Regions from separate parts of the Homo sapiens genome. Here all the other regions are linked to region 1. A link is a contact called in ENCODE Hi-C or POLR2A ChIA-PET data. All regions are on one chromosome and are shown on one strand. Each heading gives the region's core, a stretch centred on a gene start or an enhancer-like site at or near the end of the contact. The rest is flanking DNA. Distances are from core to core; before and after follow the strand shown. Region 1 holds the start of SOCS1 (suppressor of cytokine signaling 1). Region 2 overlaps SNX29 (sorting nexin 29). Region 3 has its middle 13 kb from the start of ZC3H7A. Region 4 overlaps SNX29 (sorting nexin 29). Region 5 holds the start of RSL1D1 (ribosomal L1 domain containing 1).

Region 1 (2,700 bases), core at 150-2,649:
GGGCTGATTCTGGGCCACTCCCTGTGTTCAGGAGGTTAATAAGGACCTAGGCTCTGCCTGGGGAAAGAGGTATCGTGGGGCCAGGGAGGCGGGAAGGGACTGGGCACCAGGGCTTCCAGGAGAGAAGCCGTCTGAGAGCTGTCTGTAGAGGGCAGTGTGTCCCAGTGTGAGGCCAGTAACCAAGTGCCCAGCCTAGCCAGGTTTTTATGTGGCCCCTTGTGATGCTGGGGCTCCTCACATGCCTTCATTCAAAAATACACGGAGCAGCCAGGCACCTACTCCATGGCCTCGCACGACAATCGGAATCACTAAATCACAAACACGTGTGCAAATTACAGCCCCGACCACCGACCGCCCACCATCCCAAGCCCCGGCCGTGTGTGTGGTGGGAAGGCAGTCTTTGAAGGGCAGATGCCTGACGGAGCAGTAGGAGGGGGAAATCTATGAGGAAGGGGTCGGGGGAGAGGAGGGCTAGGAAACCAGGTTTGGGGATTCATCACGTCTGAGAATGCACCATTTTTTCACTGGGCTCCAATTTGATGTCGTCCAGCTGCACCTCTCCCCAAAATGAAGACGGGGAAGGCGAGATCCAGGTCCAGAGCTCCCAATCTGCAAGCCATTGCAAATCCCAGCCCCTCCCCAGCCTCAGTTTCTTCCGCAGCCGGGTAGTGGGAGCGCAGGGAGGGCAGTCGAGGCCACCAGGGACCTTGCCCGGCCCCGCCCAGTTTCCGAGGAACTGGGCCGGGGTGGAGGCGCCCGCGCCGCCAGGGGTTCCTCTGAAGCCTGTGGTCAGGCCGCCGCTTCCCGGGAAGCCCGAGCCAAGACCAGAGACCGCGGCCGGCCGGGGCTTCGGGACAGCAGGGCGGGCGACTGAGGGCGTCGACGGCGGGTGGAGCAGGGGCTAGGAGGGGGTCTACGGGTGGGGTCAGGCTCAGGGTTGGGGACACCTTCTGTGGCCTCCTAGGGGGATCTGGCTGCAGGGGAGGAGAGGACAGGGCTCTGCCCCCGGCGGGTGTGGAGACAGCTGGGGCGGAGGAGGGTGTGTCAGGGCGCGTCCCAAGAGGGCCTGGCGGCAGAAAGTGGAACCCGAGGTAGCGGGGCAAAATCGGGGTCGCCAAGTCCGAAGGAGGGGTCCGAGAAGTGGCCGGAAGGCGCAGGGTCGGGGCCAGAGCCCCTCGAGAGGCGGGTGCTGGGGCAGGTGCGAACAGGCGGGCAGAGGGCCCCGCGGGAGGGTCCAGAAGAGAGGGAAACAGGGCCGAAGCGGTCCTCGCCGGACGCCACCGCGGAAAGAGAAACCAAAAGTGGAGCTGGGGGCGGGGCCGGCAGGGGGCGGGGCCTCCCGCCGTCGCCAGCCCCGCCTCCGAGCCGGTTTAAAAGACTGGCGCAGGGGCGGGCGCCGAACAGAGCGAGCTGCGGCCGTGGCAGCTGCACGGCTCCTGGCCCCGGAGCATGCGCGAGAGCCGCCCCGGAGCGCCCCGGAGCCCCCCGCCGTCCCGCCCGCGGCGTCCCGCGCCCCGCCGCCAGGTGAGCCGGGCCCTGGGCGAGGAGGCGGGAGGGAGGAGGGAGGGGAGTCCAGGGCAGCCAGGAGTCGGGCGAGCCTCGGGGGCTGCAGAATGGGGTCGCGGCCGCGATGCCCCTGACCCTCGCCGGCCCCACCCAGGCCGCCCCCCGCGCGCGGGGCTCCCGCAGCACAGCCTTTCTCCGGCCCTAGCCCAAATCGCCCAGACCAGGCGCGGATCCCAGCCTGGCCAGCAGGCGGCGGGCGCGGGGCGGCGAGCCGGGGCCGGACGGCTGGAGCCAGAACCGGCTGCTCTCCACGCCCCCCTCTCGGTGCTGCCCGGAGGCCGGACTCCGCCTCCACCGAGCCCCCACCCGCCGGGAAGAGCTCCGCGGAGTACAGAGCCCATTTTCTAGCTGTGTCCACTGAGGCTGAACGGATCCGCGCGGACTTGGTGCTCCGTGCTCGCCCCCTAGGGCCGGGTCCGCCGGGAGCGCCGCCCTCCGGAGTTGTCCGGCCGGCGCACACCTGCCCGGCCCCGCAGCGCCCCAGCTCACCTCTTTGTCTCTCCCGCAGCGCACCCCCGGACGCTATGGCCCACCCCTCCGGCTGGCCCCTTCTGTAGGATGGTAGCACACAACCAGGTGGCAGCCGACAATGCAGTCTCCACAGCAGCAGAGCCCCGACGGCGGCCAGAACCTTCCTCCTCTTCCTCCTCCTCGCCCGCGGCCCCCGCGCGCCCGCGGCCGTGCCCCGCGGTCCCGGCCCCGGCCCCCGGCGACACGCACTTCCGCACATTCCGTTCGCACGCCGATTACCGGCGCATCACGCGCGCCAGCGCGCTCCTGGACGCCTGCGGATTCTACTGGGGGCCCCTGAGCGTGCACGGGGCGCACGAGCGGCTGCGCGCCGAGCCCGTGGGCACCTTCCTGGTGCGCGACAGCCGCCAGCGGAACTGCTTTTTCGCCCTTAGCGTGAAGATGGCCTCGGGACCCACGAGCATCCGCGTGCACTTTCAGGCCGGCCGCTTTCACCTGGATGGCAGCCGCGAGAGCTTCGACTGCCTCTTCGAGCTGCTGGAGCACTACGTGGCGGCGCCGCGCCGCATGCTGGGGGCCCCGCTGCGCCAGCGCCGCGTGCGGCCGCTGCAGGAGCTGTGCCGCCAGCGCATCGTGGCCACCGTGGGCCGCGAGAACCTGGCT
Region 2 (2,700 bases), core at 106-2,605, 820 kb before region 1:
CCCAGGCTGGAGTGCAGTGTCGCCATCTCGGCTCACTGCAACCTCCACCTCCCGGGGTTTAAGCAATTCTCTTGCCTCAGCCTCCCGAGTAGCTGGGATTACAGACATCTGCCACCACGCCTGGCTACAGAACTTCATTGTTGTCCTCAACTGAAGTCAAGCAGTCATCACTGAGTACAGAAGCTGTGATTTCTTGGTCAGTGGGGCCATAAAGAGCATCCTGATGGCAGGATGTGGCTGTTTGGTTTCAATCCCTACTTTTCCGGCACAATTCCCTTTTGGAGAAGCACTTCCAAAAGGGCTAGGTGCGGGGACTGCACCCAAATGGGCTTTCCTGCACTGCTGATCACCCCACTTCTGGTCTTGCTGGTGGTTACAGAGCTTCCCAGCAGTATGAAGACTGAGATACTTGCCACAGGCCGGGGCCAAAAAGAAGCAGCACTCATCTCTCTTTTGAACAACAAGAGTGGGTATCAATCGGAACCCAGGGCAGGCAACCACGCCAGGCACACTTAGTAATAGTTTCCTTCCACTGTCTTCATTTTACAGCGACCTGCTGGTTTCGTTAACTCATAGTGACTCTCCATTTACAGTAGTGAGATAAAGCTTCCTTTTTCAAAAAATAAAGGAATTCAATTTGTTTAAGTGCATCATTAAAAGTAAACTACAGTCTGGGCACGGTGGCTCACACCTGTAATCCCAGCACTTTGGGAGGCTGAGACCGGCAGATCATGAGGTCAGGAGTTCAAGACCAGCCCGGCCAACATGGCGAAACCCCATCTCTACTAAAAATACAAAAATTAGCCGGGCGTGGGCCTGTAATCCCAGCTACTTGGGAGGCTGACGCAGGAGAATCGCTTGAACCCAGGAGGTGGAGGTTGCAGTAAGCTGAGATCGTGCCATTGCACTCCAGCCTGGGAGACAAGAGCAAGACTCTGTCTCAAAAAAAAAAAAAAAAGTAAACTGTAGTAGGCCGGGCACGGTGGCTCATGCCTGTCATCCCAGCGCTTTGGAAGGCTGAGGCGGGTGGATCGCTTGATCCTAGGAGTTCAAGACCAGCCTGGACAGCATGGTGAGACCTCAACTCTACAAAAAAATAAATAAATAAAAATGAATAATAAAGTAAACTATAGGGTAAGTAACAGTACTGTGGTAAACAAAAGATTGACAGGTGAAAAGCAGCCAGCTACATACTCACCCACCCTGTGTCCCATGGACTGAGTGATCTATTAACACCTGCTCAGCGGAGTTCAGGGCTGAGCAGCGCCACAGTAAACCACACATGCTCACATACAAAAAGTGCGGCCAGCCGTTCCCACGCAGCAGCCTTACGGTGTCTGCTCACTTCCTGCTTCACCCTTGAATCAAAGAATGCTGGGTGCCTCCCAAACTCTTTCTTCCTTCCTTAGCAACAAAAACTAATTTCCTTTTTATCAAGAACAATTGCCCCCTCTGCAGCCAAGGGGGACCATGACATGAATGCTGGCCCAAGACACGAGTGGTATACTGTAAGCACCTTCTAGTGAAGGTCGGGGGAGCTTCAACGTTTTTGTACCAAGAGCCCATTTTGTAATCTAGGAATAACCATGGGCTCCTATTCAGGAAAATGTATTAAAATATATAAAACATACCATATCACAAAGGAAACCAATTACATCAAAATAGAATGATCATGATTGAAGAAAATACTATATTTCACCCAGAGCTAAATGAAAAACATTGTAATTTTTTTCCCTATCCAAGCTCAGGCCCCTGAATCCTATATGTAGAAATAGACGAAGTCTCTCTGCTCTCTCCTCCTTCCTGCCGCCTGGAATGAGAATGAAATGGCTGGAGCTAAAATGGCTATTTTGGTCTACAAGGCAAGACAGGAGGAGTCCCGGTCTCTGATGGCCGTGGAGCCACATACCAGCCCCAGCCCATCTACCTCTGGATAGAGAGAAATTTCCATCACATCTCCTTAACCACCGGAACTTCAAGAAGAGTAGGTCTGAATGGCTTTGTGTACAAAAAATAAACCAACTGTTGGTTTACATAGTGTCTGCTCACTTCCTGCTTCACCCTTGAATCAGAAAATGCTAGGTGCCTCCCAAACGCCTTCTTCCTTCCTTAGCAACAAAAGCTAATTTTTTTTTTTAATTGGGAACAAGTGCCCCCTCTGCCTCCAGGGGAGGCCATGGGACAAATGCTGGCTCAAGCCACCAGTGAGATACCAGGAGCACCCGTCAGTTTACATAACAGTTGGTTTATTCTTTGTTATACAAAGCCATTCAAACCTAGTCTTCCTTGCTATATCTCTAATACTTTTTCTAGGTAGTAAAGTTGGAAACAGTTGAAGCCTGATCATTAGCAAAGTTTAATCATCTTGGAGAGACATATTCTTCTTCACTTACAAAAATGAGTCCTTCAGAGTTACAAAGGAAATCCAACTAGAATAGGTCCTCTGTAGCTAACTGCATTATGGGAGGCAAACCCCAAAACCTGGAACCACAGAAGTCTACGGCAAGGCTGCTCCATCCTGAGGCACGCCCTTTAGCGCGCACACGCCCAAGCGCCACGCATTAACCACGGTTCTGGATATCCACAAGCACGTACCACACCTCCAGTCTACAACCAGGGACGTACACACCTGACGTGAACCCACAGTCACAGGGTTAGAAGCACAAAGGCACCGCCATGAGACGTGGGCCAGAAGTCATC
Region 3 (2,720 bases), core at 71-2,570, 550 kb before region 1:
AGAGATGGGGTTACACCGTGTTGGCCAGGTTGGTCTCGAACTCCTGGCCTCAAGTGATCTGCCCACCCTGGCCTCCCAAAGTGCTGGGATTACAGGTGTGAGCCACCGTGCCTGGCCTTAACATAACTGTTTACAACAAAACTGTATAACCTGCCCGTCCTGCCTGGATGATTGATTCAGGATGCTTATGTTGATGCAGGAGAATGGGGTCTGGAGGCAGGGAACCTAAAAACTTCCTAGAACTAGGCCGAGTGCAGTGGCTCACACCTGTAATCCCAGCACGTTGGGATGCCGGGGCCGGTGGATCACCTGAGATCAGGAGTTCGAGGCCACCCTGGCCAACATGGTGAAATTCTATCTCTATTAAAAATAGAAAAATTAGCTTGGTGTGGTGGTGAGCACCTGTAATCCCAGCTACTTGGGAGGCTGAGGCAGGAAAATCGCTTGAACCTGGGAGGCAGAGGTTGCAGTGAGCCAAGATCCTACCACTGCACTACAGCCTGGGCAACAAAGTGAGACTCTGTTTTAATAAATAAACAAACAAACATACATACTTCCTAGAACTCAATAAAAGGGAAAAACCCCAATTAACTGTCTTTTTTTTTTTCTAGATGGAGTTCAGTGGCCTGATCTTGGCTCACTGCAACTTCCGCCTCCCGGGTTCAAGCAATTCTCCTGCCTCAGCCTCCCAAGTAGCTGGGATTACAGGCACCCCCCACCATGCTAGGCTAATTTTTGTATTTTTAGTAGAGACGGAGTTTCACTATGTTGGCCAAAGGTCCGCCCACCTCCGCCTCCGAAAGTGTTTGGATTACAGGCATGAGCCCTCCCCGCTCTCCCACCTCCAGGCCAAAACCCCAACTTTCTATGCCCAACTAAATAACTTTGTAACTTCACTTCAGCTATGGCAGGAAACATCCTCTTCATTTCCATGGGGTGTATGCCAAGTAAATAACTTTGTAACTTCACTTACCCTCTTCATTTACATAGGGCATACCAATGGGAAACCTCTGAAGGGTATTTAAACCCCAGAAAATTCTGTAACCAGCATTGTTGAGTCACTTCCTCTAACCTGCTCCCTACTCTGTGGAGTGTACTTTCGTTTCAATAAATCTGTGCTTTTCTTTCATTGCTTTGTGCGTTTCGTCCAATTCTTTTTTCAAAACGTCAAGAACCTGGACACCCTCCACCCGTAACAGTGTGACACAGTTCTGGCCAGAGTCAGGTCCAGGTTTTACGGAAGTATTTGTAAGAGCAAGGCTTTGTGGGAGTTGCTGAGAAAAGACCACCTAAGCCTGGAACTGCTGGCAGTTACGTTGCCGCAAGGGGTGAGTCTGCCTGAGAATGGAAAGCAGAACTGACAGAAGGAGAGAGAGTGCCTGAGTTTCTGATGATACTGACACGAACCTTACCTGGACAATTAAGTTCTATGAGCTCATAAATTTCCTTTCTTCCCCTTAGCCTTGTTTAATTAGGGTTCACTACTTAACAGTCTCTTACAACTAAAAAATTCTTTTTTTTTTTTTTTTTCAGATGGAGTCTCGCTCTGTTGCCCAGGCTGGAGTACAGTGGTACAATCTCAGCTCACCGCCAACCTCTGCTTTCCGGGTTCCACTGATTCTCCTACCTCAGCCTCCCTGGTAGCTGGGATTACAGGCGCCCACCACCAAGCCTGGCTAATTTTTTGTATTTTTAGTAGAGACAGTGTTTCACCATGTCAGCTAGGCTGGTCTTGAACTCCTGACCTCAGATGATCCACCTGCCTTGGCCTCCCAAAGTGCTGGGATTACAGGCGTGAGCCACCGCACCCAGCCAAAAAATTCTTGACATATGCACTCATAACACCTTGAAAGAAAATACCAGTGAAGTGCTTGAAAGGGAACTGGTCCCCAAAGGGTATTTGAATCACTAAGACTTGGGCAAGATTTGACTGCTTAGATTTGATATATGATATTCTAGTTCTAGGCCCGGGCGCAGTGGCTCACGCCTGTAATCCCAGCACTTTGGGAGGCCGAGACAGGCGGATCACGAGGTCAGATCGAGACCATCCTGGCTAACACAGTGAAACCCCATCTCTACTAAAAATACAAAACATTATCCGGGTGTGGTGGCGGGTACCTGTAGTCCCAGCTACTCGGGAGGCTGAGGCAGGAGAATGGCGTGAACCCAGGAGGCGGAGCTTGCAGTGAGCTGAGATCATGCCACTGCATTCCAGCGTGGGTGACAGAGCGAAACTCCGTCTCAAAAAAACAAAAAAAACACCAAAACTAGTTCGAATCTGGTTAGAACAACTTTATTGCTGGATTTTGACATCCTAGCAAAAAAGGTGCCAAACCATTGTCATACGTTTTGTGGATACATTTGCATATTTTATTATTATCTTTTTTTGAGACAGTGTCTTGCTCTGTTGCCCAAGCTGGGATGCAGTGGCACGATCTCAGCTCACTGCAACCTCTGCCTCCCGGGTTCAAGTGATTCTCCTGCCTCAGCCTCCTGAGTAGCTGGGATTACAGGCGCACGCCACCACGCCTGACTAATTTTTGTATTTTTAGTAGAGACGGGGTTTCACCACGTTGGTCAGGCTGGTCTCGAACTCCTGACCTTGTGATCTGCCCGCCTTGGCCTCCCAGTGTTAGGATTACAGGCGTGAACCACCACACCTGGCCAAATTAGCAGATTTTAAATCCTTTCGCTGATCCAAGCTGGGAAAAAAGACTTCA
Region 4 (2,700 bases), core at 199-2,698, 890 kb before region 1:
ACACACTTTCTCCCCTTCTCCTGCTTTACCCTTCCTGCTGCCAAGAACACAGGTGTCAGGGCTGGGGCTCCAGCAGCCACTTTAGACCATGAAATGAAATCACCTTGGAAACATAAGCCAAACACAGCAGAACAACAACTTAGAAGTAACTGACAAATGCTCATTTATTCATTCAACAAACATCCACTGAGCTCTATTATGTGCCAGGCATTGTCCAGGCTCCTTGGAATAGATCTATCGGTGAACTAATGAGACGAAGGCAGGCCGGGCGTGGTGGCTCACACCTGTAATCCCAGCACTTTGGGAGGCTGAGGCAGGTGGATCACCTGAGGTCAGGAGTTCGAGACCAGCCTGACAAACATGGAGAAACCCTGTCTCTACTAAAAATACAAAAAAAAATTAGCTGAGCATGGTGCCACATGCCTGTAATCCCAGCTACTCAGGAGGTTGAGGCAGCAGAATCACTTGAACCCGGGAGGTGGAGGTTGCGGTGAGCCAAGATCGTGCCATTGTACTCCAGCCTGGGCAACAAGAGCGAGATGCCACCTCAGAAAAATAAAATAAAATAAAACAAGACAAAGGCTCCTGCCCTCATGAGGCTTAAAACTTAAGACCAAAAGGCAGTGATAAATCATGAATCTAAGAAGTGATGTATTAGAAAACAAGAAATGCTATGGAAATAAGAAAAAGTTAAGCAAAATAAGAGGGACTAATCATGCAGGGGAGGGGGAGATTGGACAAGAAAATCTGAGGTACAAATGAGTGAAAAACAAGAAAAACAAGATCTACTAAGATGTAGCTAACGTCAACTCCCTAACAAACTTGGGAAAGAGCCTTGCCAGATACAGAAAGAGAGGCAGAGACCATCTGTGGATTTAGTTCAGCCCTAACAGCTCCTTAGCTCACATTACCAGAAACAAGAGGGAATGTGCTCAAAGGCAAGCCTATCCCACGCTAGGTCGCCATTTTTAAGTGGCCTTTTCAACATGGATAACAAAGGGCATTTTGTAGCTCCATGGGTGGCATTCCAGGACCCCACCTCTCCACTTTAACCTGTGTGGCTCAGCTCTCAGGGAGCTCTCTCGGGTCTCAGAGAGCTTCCAAGTAAGAATGCATTTGAAGGAAAGTTCTTCTGCTTAAAATAAAACATTTTCATGATGGCTACTTGGTGGCTGGAGCTGAGCAGCAGCAGGTACGAGTCTCACACATCTTTGCTTCGGCTATGTTTGGCACCAGTACGAATTCAGCGAACTCTGGTTTGCTCAGTCACTAGCCTTGACAGTTGTCTCTCTTTAAACTGCATCGCTGCTGCTGCTGCCAAGAATATCTCCCCTCTGCCCAGCTTCCTGTTGTTCCCCTCCCAGGCTCCAAAATAAAAAGAAGTTGCTTGGCAGTGATGTCACATTGCCACTGTCACCGCCTGCAGGGCATTCACATCCTGGCTATATTTAAGACCCAGGCTTCATGTTCAGTGACATGGAAATTGCCACCTTGTGAACCGTACCGGAAAGGCAAGATTTGAAAAATTATTTCTACGAATAATCAGGCTGCAAATTCTGCCTCTCCGGAGGCAAAGAGGGAAAGTCAAGGGGGTTAAACTGAGCCACGGGCTGCGGCTCCTTGGATCGGCTACATCCAGCTGTTTCATTCCAACCATTTCTCGGAAGTAACTCAAACACCAGCATTTACTTAGTGGCCACACCTCTCTTCCCATTGTTCACCTTTCCTGGGCTCTTTTGGTATCCCTCAAAACCATTCTGCTATTTTTCTTTCTCTCTAGACACCTCTACCTACTTCTCATTAGAAAAGACAAGAAATGAAGCATTAATGAATGGGAAAAGCATTTCCCTCCCCGGTGAATAATTACCGTAACCTTTTCATAAGAGTTCTGTCATATTTATGGGTTTTGGTAATTTTTTTTTATTTCCTCCTGCTTCTGTCCTTTGATGGGGGAAAGCGATGGGCTGGAGCAACATTTCAGACACAACCTTCTCCCTTTTCCCTTAACAGCTGCATGTTTTTCACATCTTGATGAACTGCCCAAGTCTGTGTTTGGTGCAGATTTTTCAGGGAACATCTGGCATTGGGTACTAATGACTCTGACGCTCAACCATTCAACGCGGGCACGCGCTTCAAAACACAGATGTTCATGCAAATATACCTTGCTGCTTGCTCCCTAAAAAGTTGAGTTCGTCAACAAAACCTGAGTCTTTGATTGGATTCTAGAAGCATTAGAGAAAATAAACAAGCACATGGCTTTCTCCCTTGTACGTGATTGCTCTGAGATGCCACCAAGCTTCTGTTCCTCTCCCATTATGCTGTCTCTACCATTTTATATTTTAAAAAACTATCTAGGAAACCTATACTGGTTACAAAATTCTGAAAGGCTCATGAAGAAATTTATATGGCTTTCCACTGTTGGTCATGTTTGAGAAGGTGCTCCCATTATTTTAAATTTCAACATTAAAGCATTTGGCATTTCCATTCTCCCACCTTTGGGAGTCCCACATCATTAATCCCAAAAGAAAAACGAGCTGAGAAATCATTCATGCCAAGGATACCTTCACCTTCCACAGCCACAGATGCAGGAGCCAAGCAGTGATGAATGGTAGTAGAACTAGCTCCATTTCTGATGAGCAGGCCCTCCCACCTCAGCCTGCCGCCAAGAACTTGGGCCATGAAAACATTCATATCTCTTGG
Region 5 (2,700 bases), core at 143-2,642, 600 kb before region 1:
ATCCTAGTTACTCGGGAGGCTGAGGCAGAGAACTGCTTGAACCCGGGAAGCGAAGGATACAGTGAGCCCAGATCGTGCCACTGCACTCCAGCCTGTGCGACAGAGCGAGACTCCATTACAAAAAAAAAAAAAAAAAAAAGGAAAAAAATTAATTAAACCCATCCAACAAGAGAAAGGAGAAGTATCTCCTAAACATGCCTAGAACATCTCTGGAAGGTTCCAGGAGACACTGGTAAGGGTACCTCTGGGGAGGCGGGTGGAGTGGGAGGAAGACATTACAAAGCAAACCTGTCCTACCCAAGGGCCGCGTGCGGCCCTGGAGGCCAGGCTTTGAATACAGCCCAACACGAATTCGTAAACTTCCTTAAAGCATTACGAGATTTTTTTTAGATTTTTTTTTTAAAGCTCGTCGGCTATCATTAGTATTAGTTTTATATATGGGCCCAGGCAATTCTTCTTCCAGTGTGGCCCACGGAAGCCAAAAGATTGGACTCCCCTGTTCTAAGGTATTCCATTTGTCAGTTATCCAGCCTCCACTCCTAACCTGTTTGTTTAGCGACAAGGTCTCACTCTACTGCCTACGCTGGAGTGCAGTGGCGCGGATCAGAACTCACCGAGCCTCGAATTCCTCAAGATCCTCCATCCTCCGCCTCCCAAGTAGCCGGGACTACAGGCGCGCACCACCACGCCGGCTAATGTTTATAATTTTTGGAGAGACGGAGTCTCGTATATGCACGGACTGGTCTCCAACTCCTGGAATCCCTCCGCCTCGGCCTCCCAGAGCGCTGGGATTCCAGACGCCAGCCACGCGCACGACCAGCCACGCTTATTTGTACAGGATCTTACCTCCCGCCTCTCTGCGAGACCAGAAGCTCCTAAGAGACTGGCCCAGACTCATCTTTCGGTCCCTCATGCTGCTTAACGTGGCAGGTCGGGTGGCTCCGGGTGGCTCCCGTGCCTTATATTTCAGGGACTCCTCACCAGCCTGGGGTTGGCGTCGCCTAAAGTCAACGGGCAGGTGGGCAGTGGAGCCAGGATTCCGCGCTCTGCCCATGCCACGCGCGGCCTTCCCGGAGGCGGGGACCGTGGAGTGTGGAGGACCCCACTGGGCCTCCTGACGGGACTCTTCTCTCGCCTCAAGGCGCTTTCTTGATTTCTATCTAGTAAGAGTGAGAGGACACCCAAGCTACTCCCCACAGCTCATGGAAAGCTGGAGAAAAGCGGAAGAGCAGGTGCCTCCTCAAAGAAGGGATTCTGACAGCAGCCACTGCCCCGGAGAGCGAAACCCCACGCTCTCCCGGAAATGACGCACAGAGGCTCGGTTCCCGCCCCCTCGCTTCCGGGGCCGGGCTTGCTCGCGCGTGCGCACCAGAAGCCAGCAGTGGGGTTGCACACGCGCCTCTTCACGAGGTGGAAACAAGATGGAGGATTCGGCCTCGGCCTCGCTGTCTTCTGCAGCCGCTACTGGAACCTCCACCTCGACTCCAGCGGCCCCGACAGCACGGAAGCAGCTGGATAAAGAACAGGTGAGTGGTTCCTGGGGAGGGTGGCTTGGAAGCAGTGTGGCGGTTACCTCGTGAGGCGCAGGGTGCCGGAACCCGAGTGCGTGCTCGGCGGACTTCCCCGGGGCTGTGGGACGGTCGCTGGCGGGCCGTGTGCCTCAGCTGTCTCTCCCCTTTACACACGTGGGTGGGCGCCTGCTTTCCCTGGTCCTGCGGCCTGGCGCTAGTGAATTGGGTTGCAAGTGTGCTGTGGAGCTAGATGAGATAGACCTGGCGACCTGGCTTAGCTTCCCTATCATTAGCGCTTGACCGAATCGCTTAGTTTTGCAGGTCTGTTACCCGTTATTTAAAGTGGGCCCTTCGGCTCCCCGTTATCCAGGATCGGGAGAGGTAATGAGTGTAAAGCGCTTTGGCCTGGTACATGGTAAGAAGGTGCTCAGTAGGCCGGGCGCGGTGGCTCACGCCTGTAATCCCAGCACTTTTGGAGGCCGAGGCGGGTGGATCACCTGAGGTCAGGAGTTCGATACCAGCCTGGCCAACATGGTGAAACCCCGTCTCTACTAAAAATACAAAAATTAGGTGGGCGTGGTGGCGGGCGCCTGTAATCTCAGCTACTCGGGAAGCTGAGGCAGGAGAATTGCCAGGAGTTCTCAGTAAATGCTAAATGCATTTTGCTTTGCGTTTTTCCTGGGATTACTGCTTTCATCATTGAGGGCAGGAGGGGCACGTTTCCCTCTAGCCCAATCTCTTTAAGTAGAAGAGGTGCCCTTCTGCACACAGTACTGGAAGTGGGTACTTAGGCATGTTTGATGGATTCTTAGATTTCTGTGAATATAAACTGCAGGATCCTAATAGATACGGTTATGGAGGTTACCCCTTGAAATAGAAGTTGGAAGGGAAAAAATAGAAGGTGTGGGAGGGGGCAAATGCTAAATTAGATTGAGAACATTTCATTTATTTGTGTAAGTTATTGTGAAAACATTTCACTTATTTGTCTAATTTCCACTTTGCAGGTTAGAAAGGCAGTGGACGCTCTCTTGACGCATTGCAAGTCCAGGAAAAACAATTATGGGTTGCTTTTGAATGAGAATGAAAGTTTATTTTTAATGGTGGTATTATGGAAAATTCCAAGTAAAGAACTGAGGGTCAGATTGTAAGTTGTGATTTTCTACCTTTGCTGTTTTTATCTGTGTGTTTA

What was found. A loop is a pair of places that touch in the nucleus more often than their neighbours do. ChIA-PET counts read pairs that join two places held with the same protein, here RNA polymerase II (POLR2A). Pooled maps may share reads with other maps.
Region 2: a loop to region 1 is called in a map of naive thymus-derived CD4-positive, alpha-beta T cell, with 3 times the contacts of the local background. The contact joins the enhancer-like site here to the promoter of SOCS1 in region 1. A Hi-C loop is called at or near these places in 1 of 168 maps with a recorded cell type or tissue (naive thymus-derived CD4-positive, alpha-beta T cell) and 4 of 50 pooled maps. POLR2A ChIA-PET finds 5 or more read pairs at or near these places in 1 of 52 experiments (activated CD4-positive, alpha-beta T cell).
Region 3: a map of HCT116 shows a loop between it and region 1 (6-fold over the local background). The contact joins the enhancer-like site here to the promoter of SOCS1 in region 1. A Hi-C loop is called at or near these places in 1 of 168 maps with a recorded cell type or tissue (HCT116) and 3 of 50 pooled maps. POLR2A ChIA-PET finds 5 or more read pairs at or near these places in 4 of 52 experiments (B cell, CD8-positive, alpha-beta memory T cell, OCI-LY7 and 1 more).
Region 4: a loop to region 1 is called in a map of right cardiac atrium, with 6 times the contacts of the local background. The contact joins the enhancer-like site here to the promoter of SOCS1 in region 1. A Hi-C loop is called at or near these places in 1 of 168 maps with a recorded cell type or tissue (right cardiac atrium). POLR2A ChIA-PET finds 5 or more read pairs at or near these places in 1 of 52 experiments (Panc1).
Region 5: a map with no recorded cell type shows a loop between it and region 1 (34-fold over the local background). The contact joins the promoter of RSL1D1 here to the promoter of SOCS1 in region 1. A Hi-C loop is called at or near these places in 1 of 37 single-sample maps with no recorded cell type and 8 of 50 pooled maps. POLR2A ChIA-PET finds 5 or more read pairs at or near these places in 1 of 52 experiments (K562).

What each region holds. Positions count from the first base shown.
Region 1 is chr16:11,254,903-11,257,602 of GRCh38, reverse strand. SOCS1 (suppressor of cytokine signaling 1) reads left to right here and starts at 1,399. Exons shown (of 2, transcript NM_003745.2): 1 at 1,399-1,524; 2 at 2,075-2,700. The coding sequence starts at 2,125. The region is part of intron 1 of LOC105371082 (a long non-coding RNA gene); the gene reads right to left. RefSeq lists silencers at 754-953, 1,204-1,943, 2,044-2,093, 2,104-2,253, 2,664-2,700.
Region 2 is chr16:12,078,951-12,081,650 of GRCh38, reverse strand. All of the region lies in intron 11 of SNX29 (sorting nexin 29), which reads right to left. It also overlaps the pseudogene RPS23P6. Among named protein-coding and RNA genes, the nearest start is that of SNX29, 100 kb to the right of the region's middle. Within about 2 kb of position 1,355, at least 8 of the 41 ENCODE cell types and tissues checked have a DNase peak (open chromatin) inside an H3K27ac peak, as active enhancers do.
Region 3 is chr16:11,808,656-11,811,375 of GRCh38, reverse strand. No RefSeq gene overlaps it. Among named protein-coding and RNA genes, the nearest start is that of ZC3H7A, 13 kb to the right of the region's middle. Within about 2 kb of position 1,320, at least 8 of the 41 ENCODE cell types and tissues checked have a DNase peak (open chromatin) inside an H3K27ac peak, as active enhancers do; they include B cell and OCI-LY7, where a contact is called at or near this core.
Region 4 is chr16:12,146,564-12,149,263 of GRCh38, reverse strand. The region is part of intron 13 of SNX29 (sorting nexin 29); the gene reads right to left. Among named protein-coding and RNA genes, the nearest start is that of SNX29, 170 kb to the right of the region's middle. RefSeq lists enhancers at 838-1,132, 722-1,279. Within about 2 kb of position 1,448, at least 4 of the 41 ENCODE cell types and tissues checked have a DNase peak (open chromatin) inside an H3K27ac peak, as active enhancers do.
Region 5 is chr16:11,850,234-11,852,933 of GRCh38, reverse strand. It overlaps RSL1D1 (ribosomal L1 domain containing 1), which reads left to right and starts at 1,392. Exons shown (of 9, transcript NM_015659.3): 1 at 1,392-1,526; 2 at 2,516-2,655. The coding sequence starts at 1,422. RefSeq lists enhancers at 190-723, 724-1,258, 1,031-2,230 and a silencer at 1,276-1,462.